2 separate regions of the Homo sapiens genome follow, and region 1 is linked to region 2. A link is a loop called in an ENCODE intact Hi-C map of the cell type or tissue named here. Cell type or tissue: Calu3. All regions are shown on one strand. Links, peaks and the distances in the headings refer to the core of each region. The heading gives the core; the rest is flanking DNA.

Region 1 (7,778 bases), core at 1,695-4,194, 300 kb after region 2:
TGTACACAATAGAGAGAAAAACAGGGGACTGTAGAATAAACATAAGAAACATAAAAACCAAATGTGTGGACATTGTTTGCATGCTGATGAGAAAAAAGTTGGAAGAAGATATCTTTGAGATAATTAGGAAAATTTTAACCTAAGCTGGGTATTAGATGTTATTAAAACATTATTGTTAATTTTGGTAGGTATGGTAATAACTGGGTGGTTATGTGGAAAAATAAGTCCTATTAGTTTGATATGTACTCTGAAATATTAAGGAGTGAACTAACATAATGTCTGAAATTTGCTTTAAAGTATTCCAGAAAAAAGCAAAGGAAAGAATACATGTAAAGAGATTGTTGTTATGTACACTGAATACCCAGAAAAAAACACCCAATGTAAAAAAAAAAAACTATAAAAGAACAAGAAGGAAACAGTGAATTTTTGTATAATTGAGTGACAGGAAAGACCTTTTAAACTTTGGTAAAAAGTCCAGGCCAAAGAAACAAAGACTGATAATATCAACTACTTTAAAAGCAAATAAACAAAAAATTTACATGATCATAAAACATAACATGATAAAAAAATTTTAAATGACAAATGAAAAACTGGAAAAAATATTTGCAACTGATATCACAGATAAGACCTAATCCTCCTACTTTTAGAAACTGATAAGACATATATGAAAAATACTCAACCTTACTCATAAAAGAGAAATATGGATTAAACTACAATGAAAAAGAATGTTCAGCAATAAACTTCAGGAAGTAAGCACTCTCATATATTTTGGTAGAACAATCCCTATGAAGGTTAATTTTGTAATATTTATAAAAAATACAAATGAATTTGTTCGAGTCAACAATCCTACTAGAATTTATGTCTACAGATATACCTGTGTATGCATATATACAAAACTTTTTATTGGTGTACTGTTTGGATTAATAAAATATTAGAAATAACTCAAATGTACATCACAGAGAACTGGTTAAATAAGTTATGGTACATTCATACAATGGAGTACTACTCACCTGTTTGAAAAACAAAGAATGAAGACCCGCTCTTTATTTATACTGATATGAGAAGGTTTCAGGATACAGAGTTCAGTGAAAAAAAGCAAGGAAAGGTAGAGTATCTATAGTATACTACCTTTGTAATAAATAAAGGTTGGAAATGAAAATGAAGTATGTCATAATTTTCTTGCTTTTACATAAAGAAACACTCGAAGTAGCCACAATATTGAATAAAAGCAGTTAATGGAGGGGTAGGAGGAGCCATGTAGATTGAGAAAGGATAGAAATGGGACTTCTGAATAGAAACCTTGTTATGTTGCTTTATTTTGAGACATGTGACTATATTACACATTGAAAACAAGATAAATAAAAACAGTTTAAAATAGGAAAATTAGCTCCTCAGCAAATCTTTTCCATTTCTCTCAAGAAGATTTAATATTTCTTTTTCTTGTGCTTCCACGCTATTTTGTGTGTTTTATATATATACTATTTTCTATAACACTCCTCAGTGAGTACTATACTTTTTGTTTCTTATTGGTAATTCCTACAAAGCTATGAACTCCTAAAGTGTAGAAATCTTGTTTTAAGGCATTGCTGTCTCTCTCATAATGAGCACAGTGCCTGGCAAGTGGTAGTTATCCAGTAAACTGTCTTTGAATGAATGTAACCTTTTCAAGTCCACCTTATCTTAGTGAATCTCTTCCCATAACATCTTACTTGTGTCTATTTTATTGCATTTATCGTTATCTTATGTTAGAATTACTCACTTAGATTTGTTTGTCTTTATGATGTGAACTCCTGGAGATATGTGTTAAATTAAGACAGTGAACTGAGAGACTTCCATAAAGTTAGAAATTTTTTTCTGTAATTTCTCCTAAGTTAACAAAAGATATTAATATTATCATATGTAAGATGATCACTCTCTAGTAAAATAATAGTCTCATTATAGGAAAATAAGAAATAAATCTTAAAAAAATGTTTATTACACTTATGTGTTTATCCACAGAGACCTCACACATCATACAGTCCTTTATTAAAGGGTATGCAGAAATCTGTTAAGCTGTTTTTAAAATCTCCTTTTCCTTTTTATTTAATTTACAGAATTTCAAGAATTAATTTTGAAAGACACTCATAGTATTTAGACAGACTTCTACAGACTGATAAGGGTAGAATAACACTAGTAAATAGGCGTTTAAAGATGGAAAGAGATATTTTCCTAGAGTACATAAATTCTTTGAATGCATGAAAGTCCCTTGACCCAGCTGAAATACATTTGTTTATATAGTTATTCATTCAGTAAATATTTTTTGAGCAACTACTATACTAGGCATTCTGAGATACTAAGGAATAAATATAAAGTTTGTCCTCAGGGAGGCAGTATAGCATAGTAGTTAAAAACATAGAATAAAATACATCTACTTCTGAAACATTGCTTCTCTCTTTACTAGTTACATGACCTTGAGCAAATTGCTTAAATATTATGTCTTAGATTTATCCTCCATCAAATAAGGATAATAATACCTATTTCATAGGATTTCTATGAAGAGTTAAATGAAAAAATGAAAGTACATAAAATACACACTGCTTGCCATATAATAAATAATTTAATAAGTATTTTAAAGTCTTGTAGTGTAGAAATAGAAGTGTTCTTTTCTGCAATGTATTTTTTTCCTAAGAGTAGCATTTATCTGCTTTATAGTATATGTAGTATATGACTCCATTCCAAAAACTTATAAATAGACTCTGCATTCACACATGATACTCTTGTCATAATTCTCAAGCTGTACAAGGTAGGGGGGAACAACTTAGAATAAGTAGTGAGAAGATTAGTAAATGAAACTGATCAACAACTATTAGTAATCTTACTAAGAAGAATAAAAGAGAGTTCAGAAGACTGATGATGGAAGAATATGATTTATTTATTTGAACATAAGAGTGGAAGTCTAAGAAAGATTCTAAATGTATTAAAAAGCACTTTGGAAAAAGAAATGGATGTTACTAAAAGTCAATGTGGATTCACTAAGAATGTATTATGCGAAACCAGTGTTACTCAAACTGGTGTCCCTCAGAATACTAAATGTTAATAGAATGGTGCTGGAATTAAAAAATCTGTTCTATGGCTAAATAAATATGGGAAACAGGTATTTAGCAAAGTATTTGAACACAGAACAATTCTATTTGTGTGTGTGTGTGTGTGTGTATGTGTGTATTACTTATCATTATTCTAGACTAACGGCCTATGAAATATAGTTTTGGTTAACTATAGTTTTAAGTTAATTTTCTTTATTTGTAGAGTTACGAGACTTGTGGAAAGGAAAATAAACAATCATGTTTTATTTTAATTTTTATAAGGAGTTTGAAGAAATTTCATAAATGTAAGATGAAAACATGTCTTCAGGATCACTTAAATATATTGATTCCATAACCCTTAAATAAATTTTGAAAATTTATATATCCCAGAGGCTCCTCAGCCGCATGCCAAGCAGTCAATCGCCTTAGCTCCCGCAGCCTGTGCTCCCAACTCTGTGGCTCCACCCGCTATTGTAGGCCAATAATCTGTTATGGAGCATGCCTTTACCCCGTTGGAGCCCCTGCTTTCCACTGAAGTGCCTTCACCTTCTGCCATAATTGTGAGGCCTCTCCCAGCTACATGGAACTATGGCCGAATAGGAACAGCTCCAGTCGGCAGATCCCAGCATGATCGACCCAGAACACGGGTGATTTCTGCATTTCCAACTGAGCTCTGAAGAGAGCAGTGGTTCTCCCAACATGGTGTTTGAGCTCTGAGAATGGACAGACTGCCTCCTCAAGTGGGTCCCTGACCCCTGTGTAGCCTAACTGGGAGACACTTCCCAGTAGGGGCCGACAGACACCTCATATAGGTGGGTGCCCCTCTGGGAGGAAGCTTCCAGAGGAAGGATCAGCCAGCAATATTTGCTGTTCTGCAACCTCCGCTGGTGATAGCCAGGCAAACAGGGTCTGGAGTGGACCTCCAGCAAACGCCAACAGACCTGCAGCAGAGGGGCCTGACTGTTAGAAGGAAAGCTAACAAACAGAAAGGAATAGCATCAACATGAACAAAAAGGACATCTACACCAAAACCCCATCTGTAGGTCACCAACATGAAAGACCAAAGGTAGCTAAAACCACAAAGATAGGGAGAAACCAGAGCAGAAAAGTTGAAAATTCTAAAAATCAGAGGAGCACCTCCTCTCCTCCAAAGGATCACAGTTCCTCACCAGCAACGGAGCAAAGCTGGACGGAGAATGACTGATGAGTTGACAGAAGTAGGCTTCAGAAGGTTGGTAATAACAAACTTCTCCGAACTAAAGGAGCATGTTTGAACCCATTGCAAGGAAGCTAAAAACCTTGAAAAAAAGGTTAGACGAATGGCTAACTAGAATAAACAGTGTAGAGAAGACCTTAAATGACCTGATGGAGCTGCAAACCATGGCATGAGAACTTCGTGACACATGCACATGCTTCAGTAGCCAATTTGAAAAGTGGAAGAAAGGCTATCAGTGACCAAAGATGAAATTAATGAGATAAAATGAGAAGACAAAGAGGAAAAAGAGTAAAAACAAACGAACAAAGCCTCCAAGAAATATGGGACTATGTGAAAAGACCAAATCTACATTTGATTGGTGTACCTGAAAGTGTCAGGGAGAATGGGACCAAGTTGGAAAACACTCTGCAGGATATTGTCCAGGAGAACTTCCCCAACCTAGAAAGACCTAGAAAGACAGGCCAACATTCAACTTCAGGAAATACAGAGAACACCACAAAGATACTCCTCGAGAAGAGTAAGAGCAAGACACATAATTGTCAGATTCACCAAGGCTGAAATAAAGGAAAAAATGATAAGGGTAGCCAGGGAGGAAGGTCGAGTTACCCACAAAGGGAAGCCCATCAGACTAACAGCGGATCTCTCAGAAGAAACCCTACAAGCCAGAAGAGACTGGAGGCCAATATTCAACATTCTTAAAGAACTAATACATGTTCTAAGATTACATTTACTAATTTAATAAATGTACTAAAATATTAAAAAAAAATTTCAACCCAGAATTTCATATTCAGCCAAACTAAGCTTCATAAGTGAAGGAGAAATAAAATCCTTTACAGACAAGCAAATGCCAAGAGATTTTGTCACCACCAGGCTCAAAATAAAGGGATGGAGGAAGATCTACCAAGCAAATGGAAAGCAAAAAAAAAAAAAAAAAAAAAAAAAAAAAAAGAAGTGGTTGCAATCCTAGTCTCTGTTAAAACAGATTTTGAACCAACAAAGATCAAAAGAGATAAAGAAGGCCATTACATGATGGTGAAGGGATTAATTCAACAAGAAGAGCTAACTATCCTAAATATATATGTACCCAATACAGGAGCACCCAGATTCATAAAGCAAGTCCTTAGAGACCTACAAAGAGACTTAGACTCACACACAATAATAATGGGAGACTTTAACACCCCAGTGGCAGTACTAGACAGATCAATGAGAAAGAAGGTTAACAAGGATATCCAGGGCTTGAACTCAGCTCTGCACCAAGCAGACCTAATAGACATCTACAGAACTCTCCACCCCAAATCAACATAATATACATTTTTCTCAGCACCACATCACACTTATTCCAAAATTGACCACATAATTGGAAGAAAAACACTCCTCAGCAAATGTAAAAGAACAGAAATCACAACAAACTGTCTCTCAGACCACAGTGCAAGCAAATTAGAACTCACGATTAAGAAACTCACTGAAAACTGCACAGCTTCATGGAAACCGAACAACTTGCTCCTGAGTGACTACTGGGTATGTAATGAAATGAAGGCAGAAATAAAGATGTTCTTTGAAACCAATGAGAACAAACACACAACATACCAGAATCTCTGGGACACTTTTAAAGCAGTGTGTAGAGGAAAATTTATAGCACTAAATGCCCATAAGAGAAAGCAGGAAAGATCTCAAATCGACACCCTAACATCACAACTGAAAGAACTAGAGAAACAAGAGCAAACACATTCAAAAGCTAGCAGAAGGCAAGAAATAACTAAGATCAGAGCAGAATGGAAAGAGATAGAGACACAAAAAACCCTTAAAAAATCAATGAATCCATGAGCTGGTTTTTTGAAAAGATCAACAAAATTGATAGTTAGCAAGACTAATAAAGAAGAAAAGAGAGAAGAATCAAATAGATGCAATAAAAAAGGATAAAGGGGATATCACCACCGATCCCACAGAAATACAAATTACCCTCAGAGAATACTATAGACATCTCTACGCAAATAAACTAGAAAATCTACAACAAATGGATAAGTTCCTGGACACATACACCCTTCCAAGACTAAACCAGGAAGAATTTGAATCTCTGAATAGACCAAAAACAGGCTCTGAAATTGAGGCAATAATTACAACCATAAAAAGTCCAGGAACAGATGGATTCACAGCCGAATTCTACCAGAGGTACAAAGAGGAGCTGGTACCATTCCTTCTGAAACTATTCCAATCAATAGAAAAAGAGGGAATCCTTGCTAACTCATTTTGTGAGGCCAACATCATCTTGATACCAAAGCCTGGTAAAGACACAACAAAAAAAGGGAATTTTAGACCAACATCCCTAATGAATATAGATGAGAAAATCCTCAAGAAAATACTGGCAAACTGAATCCAGTAGCACATCAAAAAGCTTATCCACCACAATCAGGACTGCTTCATCCCTGGGATGCAAGGCTGGTTCAAAATACACAAATCAATAAGCATAATCAATCACATAAACAGAACCAATGACAAAAACCACATGGTTATTTCAATAGATGCAGAAAAGGCCTTCGACAAAATTCAACAGCTCTTCATGCTAAAAACTCTCAATAAACAGGGTATTGATGGGACGTATCTCAAAATAATAAGAGCTATTTATGACAAACCCACAGCCAATATAATACTGAATGGACAAAAACTGGAAACATTCCCTTTGAAAACCGGCACAAGACAAGGATGCCCTCTCTCACCACTCCTATTCAACATAGTGTTGGAAGTTCTGGACAGGGCAATCAGGCAAGAGAAAGAAATAAAGTGTATTCGATTAGGAAAAGAGGAAGTCAAATTGTCCCTGTTTGCACATGACATGATTGTATATTTGGAAAACCCCATCGTTTCAGCCCCAAATCTCCTTAAGCTGATAAGCAACTTCAGCAAAGTCTCAGGATACAAAATCAAAGTGCAAAAATCACAAGCATTCTTATACACCAATAACAGACAAACAGAGAGCCAAATCATGAGTGAACTCCCATTCACAATTGCTAAAAAGAGAATAAAATACCTAGGAATCCAACTTACAAGGGATGTGAAGGACCTCTTCAAGGAGAACTACAAACCACTGCTCAATGAAATAAAAGAGGACACAAACAAATGGAAAAACATTCCATGCTCATGGATAGGAGGAATTAATATCGTGAAAGTGGCCATACTGCCCAAGATAATTTATAGATTCAATGCCATCCCCATCAAGATACCAATGACTTTCTTCACAGAATTGGAAAAAACTACTTTAAAGTTCATGTGGAACCAAAAAAGAGCACGCATTGCCCAGACAATCCTAAGCAAAAAGAAAAAAGCTGGAGGCATCATGCTACCTGACTTCAAACTATACTACAAGGCTACAGTAACCAAAACAGCATAGTACTGGCACCAAAGCAGATATATACACCAATGAAACAGAATAGAGGCCTCAGAAATAGCACCACACATCTACAACCATCTGATCTTTGACAAACCTGACAAAAACAAGAAATGGG
Region 2 (7,778 bases), core at 3,458-5,957:
ATTTTCAGGTATATGGAACAAATGTTCCATATATGTTCCATATATTAAATGGTATAATATATTTGGATTTTTAAGACTTTATGAATGAAAACTTTTATTTTGTTCAAGTGCCTATCACAGCAAATACTTCAAATATTTATCAAACTTGTATTCATTATTAGTTTCTGATAAACTGTAACTTGCATACATAATCTAGGGTTTCTCAACCTTGTCACTGTTGACATTTTTGGGTGCATAATTTAGTGTGTGTGTGTATGACGTGTGGGTGCTGTCTTGTACACTGTAGCATGTTTAGCAGCATTCCTGATTTCTTCCCACTAGATGTCTCTACCACACCCCTACCTAAGTTGGACAACCAAAAGTGTCTCCAGACATTGCCAAATATCCTCTGGGGAGAAAATCACCCTGATTGAGAACCATTGCAACTCTTTTCGGAGATTCATGGTACGCAGTTTTATGTTAAAAACAACCCCAATGACCTTGATTCCAATATTCAAAATAGGACTCCTACATTTGCATTTTAACAGAGGTCTGAGGACCCCACCCCACCCCCACTCACATAACAGTCAGTTTTTTGGCAGGGAGCATTATACTCAAGAAATCTTCATTTGTTTTTTAGAAATTAATATGAAATTTACTAATTCTTGGCATTGCTTTTCTCTCAATTAGAAGTAAACATTTGTTAGCCATGCATTGTGCTAAGGGTTCTGAAGGCATTATCTCACTTTAATTCCTATAACAACCCTTAGAAGTTGGTATTATTAGAAGTTTCTTCTGCATGTGAAGACACTGAGGTTTAGGACACCTCAATGACTTGTCCAAATTTATGCAGCTTGTGGTGTATTTGGGTTTCAAATCCAGATCTCTGACAACAAAACCAGTGTACTTTCTACTAATCACATGGACTGACATTTCTTTCATTTCAGTAATTCTCCAGTAGAAATGAGTTATATATTAATTATTATTACCAGTGGAGGGTGGTGGATCAAAAAGTTCTCATTCTAACATTAGGGAAACAGTTACTAATTTTATCCATTTTATACTCCACATCTCAGTTTTTATGTTGCTTAATGTTATAACCTACCAAAAACTCATCAGTTATTCAGCTCTAACAGGTTTCTAAACTAGAAGGGAAAAAAGATTGATTTCCATTACATACAAATAGATGTGTTTTAAAAATGTGTTAGGAGGATAAGGATATAATCACTCTGTGGTAGACGTTTTAGTAAGATTAGAGAAGTTTCAGTAGTCTTGTTGATCTTTTGTTCAATCAAAAGTAACGTCTATTTATTCAGCATGATACAGTTTAAAGGGTAGTGTGTTAGAATGAGGAAGGACTCTATATATTTTAGTCCTTGTCCTATCATTAATGTAATTAAGACCCTGAGAAAGCTATTTCTCTACTCTGAGCCTCATGTTCCTCACCTGTAAAAGGAAGAAAGTGGTCCACATGATTTCTAAAGTCCTTTTCAGCTCTACCATTCTAAAAAGAATTGTGTTGTAGAAAACTCCTCAGAAAGAAATAGAAATTATAAATAAACCATCATATAAAACACTACTAAGACTTTACTTTTTCAAAAAAAACAAAAAGACTTTACTTTTTCGAATGAATTAATGGCACTTGCAGTGACCTGGATGAGATTGGAGACTATTATTCTAAGTGAAATAACTCAGAAATTGAAAACCAAACATCGTATGTTCTCACTGCTATGTGGGAACTAAGTTATGAGGACATAAACACATAAGAATGATATAATAGACTTTGGGGACTTGGGGGGAGGGGTGGGAAGGGGGTTGAGGGATAAAAGACTACAAATAGGGTGCAGTGTGTACTGCTCAGGTGATGGGTGCAACAAAATCTCACAGATCTACTAAAGAACTTATGTAACCAAATACCACCTGTAGCCCCAATAACCTATGGAAAAAATAATTTTAAAAAGTTACTTTTAAAATAAAAAATGATTGATGGCTGGATGATAGTAGAACTTCAAAATTATATATAATACTAAAGTTGTTGGTTCCTTAGGGTTTTTATGTGATTGTTTTAAATTTGATTTTCATTTTACTCCATTCTTGCTTAAGGACTTTTTCTTACATTTCCTCTAGGTGGTGCTCCATAACCAAAAATCACTTTTTAGTCTAGTAGCTATCAAAAAATATTCTTAGTCAACAAGACACCCTCCTTTGTCTCCAAATTCTGTATTATATTTTATCTATGTCACAATTTATAGGATACTGGCACCATAAAACATAAATATATGTTTCTAAGTTCTACAAATTAATTTAATATAGCACAAAGCACCATCTGTATGGAATAATACCATCTGTTATGCCATGTACTGATCCCATTTCTCATATCTGTGTTATGGCAGCTAGCCATTAATTGGTATTAGATGTTCAGAATCCTGTTGATATGCTAGACGATCTGTATGTCATTTATAAAATGAAGGTATTAAAAACATAGGGCACCTAGAGTTAAATTTTCTTTATGCATATTCCACAGATGTGTTGTGAATATTTTAAAGACAAAATATTTTACTTATGTATCATATATTTTATTACTATTATATTTATCATTTCATAGTAGTATTAAATTTAAATTCATACATAAAATATTCTAGACCAAAAAAAGATTTTTCGACTTGTGTTTTTAAAAAGGTTTTGAATTACATTCAAATTAAAAAAAAGCTATCATTGCATTTTATCTCTTTCTACTTAAATATCCTTCCATTCTCTAGTTCTCTAGTCTTCTTAAGGAACCGACTACTTCTATAACTCTAATCCTCCACTATTGCTCTGCTTCCCACTCTAACCCTGAAGGTCAATGATGCCAATTCCTTGGTATCTAAATATTCAAAATTTTCAAGTTGAGTACCAACTTGAAAGATAAGATTATCTGTCTCTGTTGTTTTTGTGTATGATTTCTATTAGATAAGATCTTGTATTAAGCTGCTATTTTGAAAGAATTACTCACCCAGCAAATGTTTAAATTAACCAACATTGAGTATTTAATTTTTTATTTGTATCAATTGTTAGTACGGATAATTTGAAATCTAATTACATTTTAATAACAAATTATACCGATTTTTAAAAATAGGTAAACAATCTCCACCAATGAGCAATGATTAGAAGTGAATTTGGCATAAAGTGAAGGTTAGCATTTGATATTACTTAGGCTTTTTTTTTGGTTTGGAAATGCTGCTACAATAAAGATAATATTAAAAAATTTAACACCATGCATTTTATTTCTTGAATTAAAAACATATATGCATGAGAGAATGCATTTGGCTATTAAAAATGACCAACCACAAAACCTTATTACTTTATTAATTTTTAAAGTTTTATTTATTTATTATTTTTATTTTAGGTTCAAGGGTACATGTCCAGTTTTGTTATATAAGTAAATTGTGTGTCACAGTGGTTTGGTGTACAGATTATTTTATCATCCAGGTAATAAGCATAGTACCCTATAAGGAGTTTTTGAATTCTTTCCCTCCTCCCACCATTCATCCTTAAATACACATATGTCCATGTGTACTCAATAAAACCCTCTTACTTGTTTTAATGCTCCAAGGTATTTCAGGCTGCAGATTTCCTCCAGTTGTTATTTCACAATATCAGTTAATCAAAGGGCATATTTAAAATTGTGATGTAGTGATGTTACTTTGAGAGGCCAACTAAGATATCAGAATGCAAATATTCTCAGGATATTAGAAATAAATTTTGAGTTAATTATTGTGCTAACTCCTTTAAATAAATTGCCATACTATTTTACCTTTAGACTCTTGTACATCATTTTATAAAACTTTGCAAAACCATTGGTGTTTCATCCTTGAGTTATGGCCATTCAAGTTGAAGTTGACTACCATCTTGTTTATATTGGAATTAAATTTTCTTTTAAATAAAACTATGACATAATGATCCATCTGTTTAAAAAATATAGAACAACGTTTTTATACTAGCAATTTGTTTGATTGACTTATTATCCCTTCCTAGAAAATAATATTGTGTTTAAAACAGAGAAAGCCTCACAATAATTAAAGGTCAGCAAACCAGGAATCTAAAGACAAGTTCTGGGCTTGACTCAGGTCTAAAGATTAGGTCACAGCTGTGTATATATATGGGCAATTGATCTAATCTCTTTATTTCACTTTTCTTGCTTGACCAACCCCAAAGCATAAAGCACTAGATAAATGCAAGTTATCATTATTATAGAAAAATATTTACCCTGATTATCCCCTCATAAATGCAAACTTTGCAACAATATGCCTACCATAACTGTCAAGGGCAGAAAAACACTTTCTTTCTATAATATACTCTATGAGATTCTCTGCTCCAACCAGGCTTTTGCCCAACTGCAGCAGCCTTTCAGCAGAAGTTGGCACCTTTCCAGGTTGCTCTGGCAGTTGCCACATTAGGTACTGAACAGTGACAGCTGCATACTTGGGAGACTACCTGAGCACAGATGCTTCTAGCCTTTCACCTCCAAAAAGGAGCCATGTAGTTCACATTGAACATATACATTGCTGATGAGCGGAGAGCAGGAGAAGAAGAGGAGGAGGAAGAGAAAAACATGACAAAAAATTCTCCTTCTCATAGAGTCATAGAATTTTAGTAATGGAAAGGAACTTAAAGGTCATCTTGTGTAATCACGCATTCCTTTTCCTCATTCTACCCAGCACCTTTATAGACCTAAGGAGATTTTCCTCTATGTTTTATAAATTGCATAGAGACAAAAAAGAAAAAGTATATGTGATTCAGTTGTCAGTGAAAAAGATACTGCTCATGAACTTTCTAAACTGTGCACCCACCTATATCAGAAATAAATGATGGAAACAAAATATAAACAATTAAAATGTCATTATCACAGCTCTTAGAAACAAATGGGTAAAATATGGAAGTGAGTGAAAATAAAACCTGGACTCCAGTGAATCTCTGCAATTGGTGTATTATTGATTTCAGTAGCAATATTATTTATCTATTGCTGTGTAATGAATTACCCTAAAACTTAGAGGCTTATACAGTCAACTGTAACACAAATAACAATCATTTGTGTTATGGTTTTTGTGGGTCTGGAATCTGAGCATAGTTTAGCTGAAAGCCTCTGACTCAGAGATTTTTACAAGGTTGCATTCAAAATGTTGGCAGCTGCTGTCATCTCAGAGCTCAACTTGGGAATGACTTGCTTCCAGCTTCTCTCACATGGTTCCTGGCAGGCCTCAGATTCTGCCTGGCTGTTGGCTAGAGATATCAGTTTATTGCCATGTGGGCCTCTCCATAGGGATGCTCACGATATGATAGCTGGCTTCCCTCAGAGCATGTGAGTGAGATGAAAGAGAAGGTGTACAAGATGGAAGCCACAGTTTCTTTGTAACCTAATTTTGGAAGTGACATTCCATTGCTATTGCTGTATCCTGTTTGTTAGAAGCAAGTTATGAATTCCAGCCCACATTCAAGGGGAGGAGAGTAGACACAAAGATGTGTATACCAGGAGGTGGAGATCATTGAGGGCCTTCTTAGAAGCTGCCTACTATAGTAGCCTTTTTAATTCTATCATTTTAAAATGAGGAGGACAAGCAATTTGAAAATGTTTTACTATGACTAATTCAACATCGTAAATTCTAGTACATACAATATGGTTTGTTGAGAGTAAGCATATTCAAATTAATTAGCTGAATAAGTTTTTTTTGGTGTTTCCATATAGTTTATATAGATTATTAAAATTAAATATTGAGAATTCCAGTTCCAGCTAGTCCTTACTAAACCTCCCCCTTACAGCTAAGAAGGCAAATTGGCTAGGGATCTTGAGGAATAACTGGTGGTGAGTTAATGAGTTCTTCTAGAGCTTTAGGATGCATATATGAAGAGCAGACTTCATTATAGAGTACAGAAATTTGGAATGTATTACTCTTTTGGCCCACATGACATTTCTTGGAAAATTATTTTTTTAAAAAAAGTATAACTTTGGTATGATATTGTTTACTGGTTATCTCTTTAAAAAAATATATCCAGTACATAAAATGAACTGAGGGTACTTTCTGTTTAATTGAACCTGCAAGTTACTTGATTTGAATGAATATGAACATATTCTTTAATTGTAATTTATTCTTTATTCCCTCTTCTATATTGTATGTCTTTATTTAGTAACATTGTAAAGCCAAGATATCATAATATGAGATGTAAAATTTTATAATATCTCTTTTGAAGCTCCATTATCTAACAGTATGATGCTATCTCTAAAAACATTTTTATTCAGATAAAGTTTCTTAATATGTTTTAGGCAATAGTAAAATCTTGCTATGTTAGATATATTTATATTTTGTTGACAATATTGCATAAGTTTTTGTTTGGAATAAAAATTATAATGTCTCTAATTTATCGAAATTCGATTTATCTACAGGTGTGTGACTCATTTGTAGGTAAATGAGTTTATTGTGAATAATTGCAAAGACTAATCCATGTGTGAAAATAGTCATACTAGCTTCCTATTATGTTAAAATTTTACAAAAAAGCTCATATTTTTTCAAGCTAACATATATCAAGTATTTACCATATGTCAAACACTAGGCTAAGGACTTTAAATGCATTATCTCATTAATGTTCACATTGCCCTATGAGGCAAGACCTATTTATATCCCTATTTACTGGTGAAGAAATTGAGGCTAATGAAGATTACAGAGTCAGAATTTAAACCTAGGTCTTGGTGATATGAAAATTCCTGCTCTTAACCACCATGTAATACTGACTTTCCCATTCGTATAAATGACTTTGTATGTTGTAGATCAGTCCAATTTGACTTCGGTTGTTTCAATAACAGGTATTTGCAAAGCTGCTCATGCTTTGGCTATTGTATGGCTGGGGGTTTGCTTGCTTGTTAGTTTGCTTAATTGCTCATTTGTGATTGGTTATACCGTGTGTAACTTTCTCACTATTCATGCTTGATCTCCAGTAGGTCTTTTTCTCTTAGTGCAGAATTAAATGCCTAGAGTTTGTATGAAAAATTTTCTCCACTCTTTCCTTTCTGTATTCAAGATTCCATGTAACACCTAAATGTGAAGTGAAACTGAAAACAAAGCATTTAAAAATTTGGAGATTCCTAAATATCTAGAAATCCGATGTTGTTTAGCCAAACATCTGGGCGTTTGAATATTTCAGCTTCCAACCACATGCCTGGCAATCTGCAGAGATAGCCTGATGTTGATAAGCCTTAGAACTTCTTAGGCTTACTTTAGTACCATCTACTCTCCTCCAATTCCAGGTCGAAATGTATGAATCAGAATAATTCAGAGGATTGCTCTTTCTTTTTGATTTACCTGGAAGATTTTATGTCTTTCTTATAAATTAAAATAAAAATATTATCAGTCCGGTTTTGACTTTTCCATTAAAATCTCCTGTGGGTTTTTCCCCCAAAGATGGCAGATTCAAGGCAGTGTTCGCATGCCTCTCCCACTTGAAAACACAAAATAGTGTGTAGATATTCACCTTGTGAACTTTTTCACCCAAGAAACAATGCAGGAACTTAATGGGAAAACTAAAATCCATAGATTATTTGAAAGAAGCAGCAGGCTGCCACCTACACCGTGAGCCAGGTGAAAAACTGTTAAGTCCCCAGAATGTGAGAGGAGAGACACCGCCTGCAGAATATACACCCCCACTGGGGAAAATGGAAATCCAGACCACAGGGGAAGGCCTTAACCCTACGCTGTGCCAGAACTGAGTAAGAGAGTGGTGAGAAATATAAAAGTAGGAATGGCGGTGGGAAGAGCCTTGCATGCATT

The links. A loop is a pair of places that touch in the nucleus more often than their neighbours do. Peaks named below come from ENCODE experiments on the same cell type or tissue, not always from the same donor. Only the 100,000 strongest peaks of a DNase experiment are listed, where the experiment ranks them.
Region 1: it touches region 2 in a loop (4-fold over the local background); 3 of 110 quality-filtered maps call a loop at or near these places.

The regions. Positions count from the first base shown.
Region 1 is chrX:81,172,173-81,179,950 of GRCh38, forward strand. All of the region lies in intron 1 of HMGN5 (high mobility group nucleosome binding domain 5), which reads right to left. Among named protein-coding and RNA genes, the nearest start is that of HMGN5, 26 kb to the right of the region's middle. In Calu3, for the core only: no CTCF peak of the experiment used is centred there; no DNase peak of the experiment used is centred there.
Region 2 is chrX:80,874,950-80,882,727 of GRCh38, forward strand. No RefSeq gene overlaps it. Among named protein-coding and RNA genes, the nearest start is that of BRWD3, 69 kb to the left of the region's middle. In Calu3, for the core only: no CTCF peak of the experiment used is centred there; a DNase peak (open chromatin) is centred at 4,402.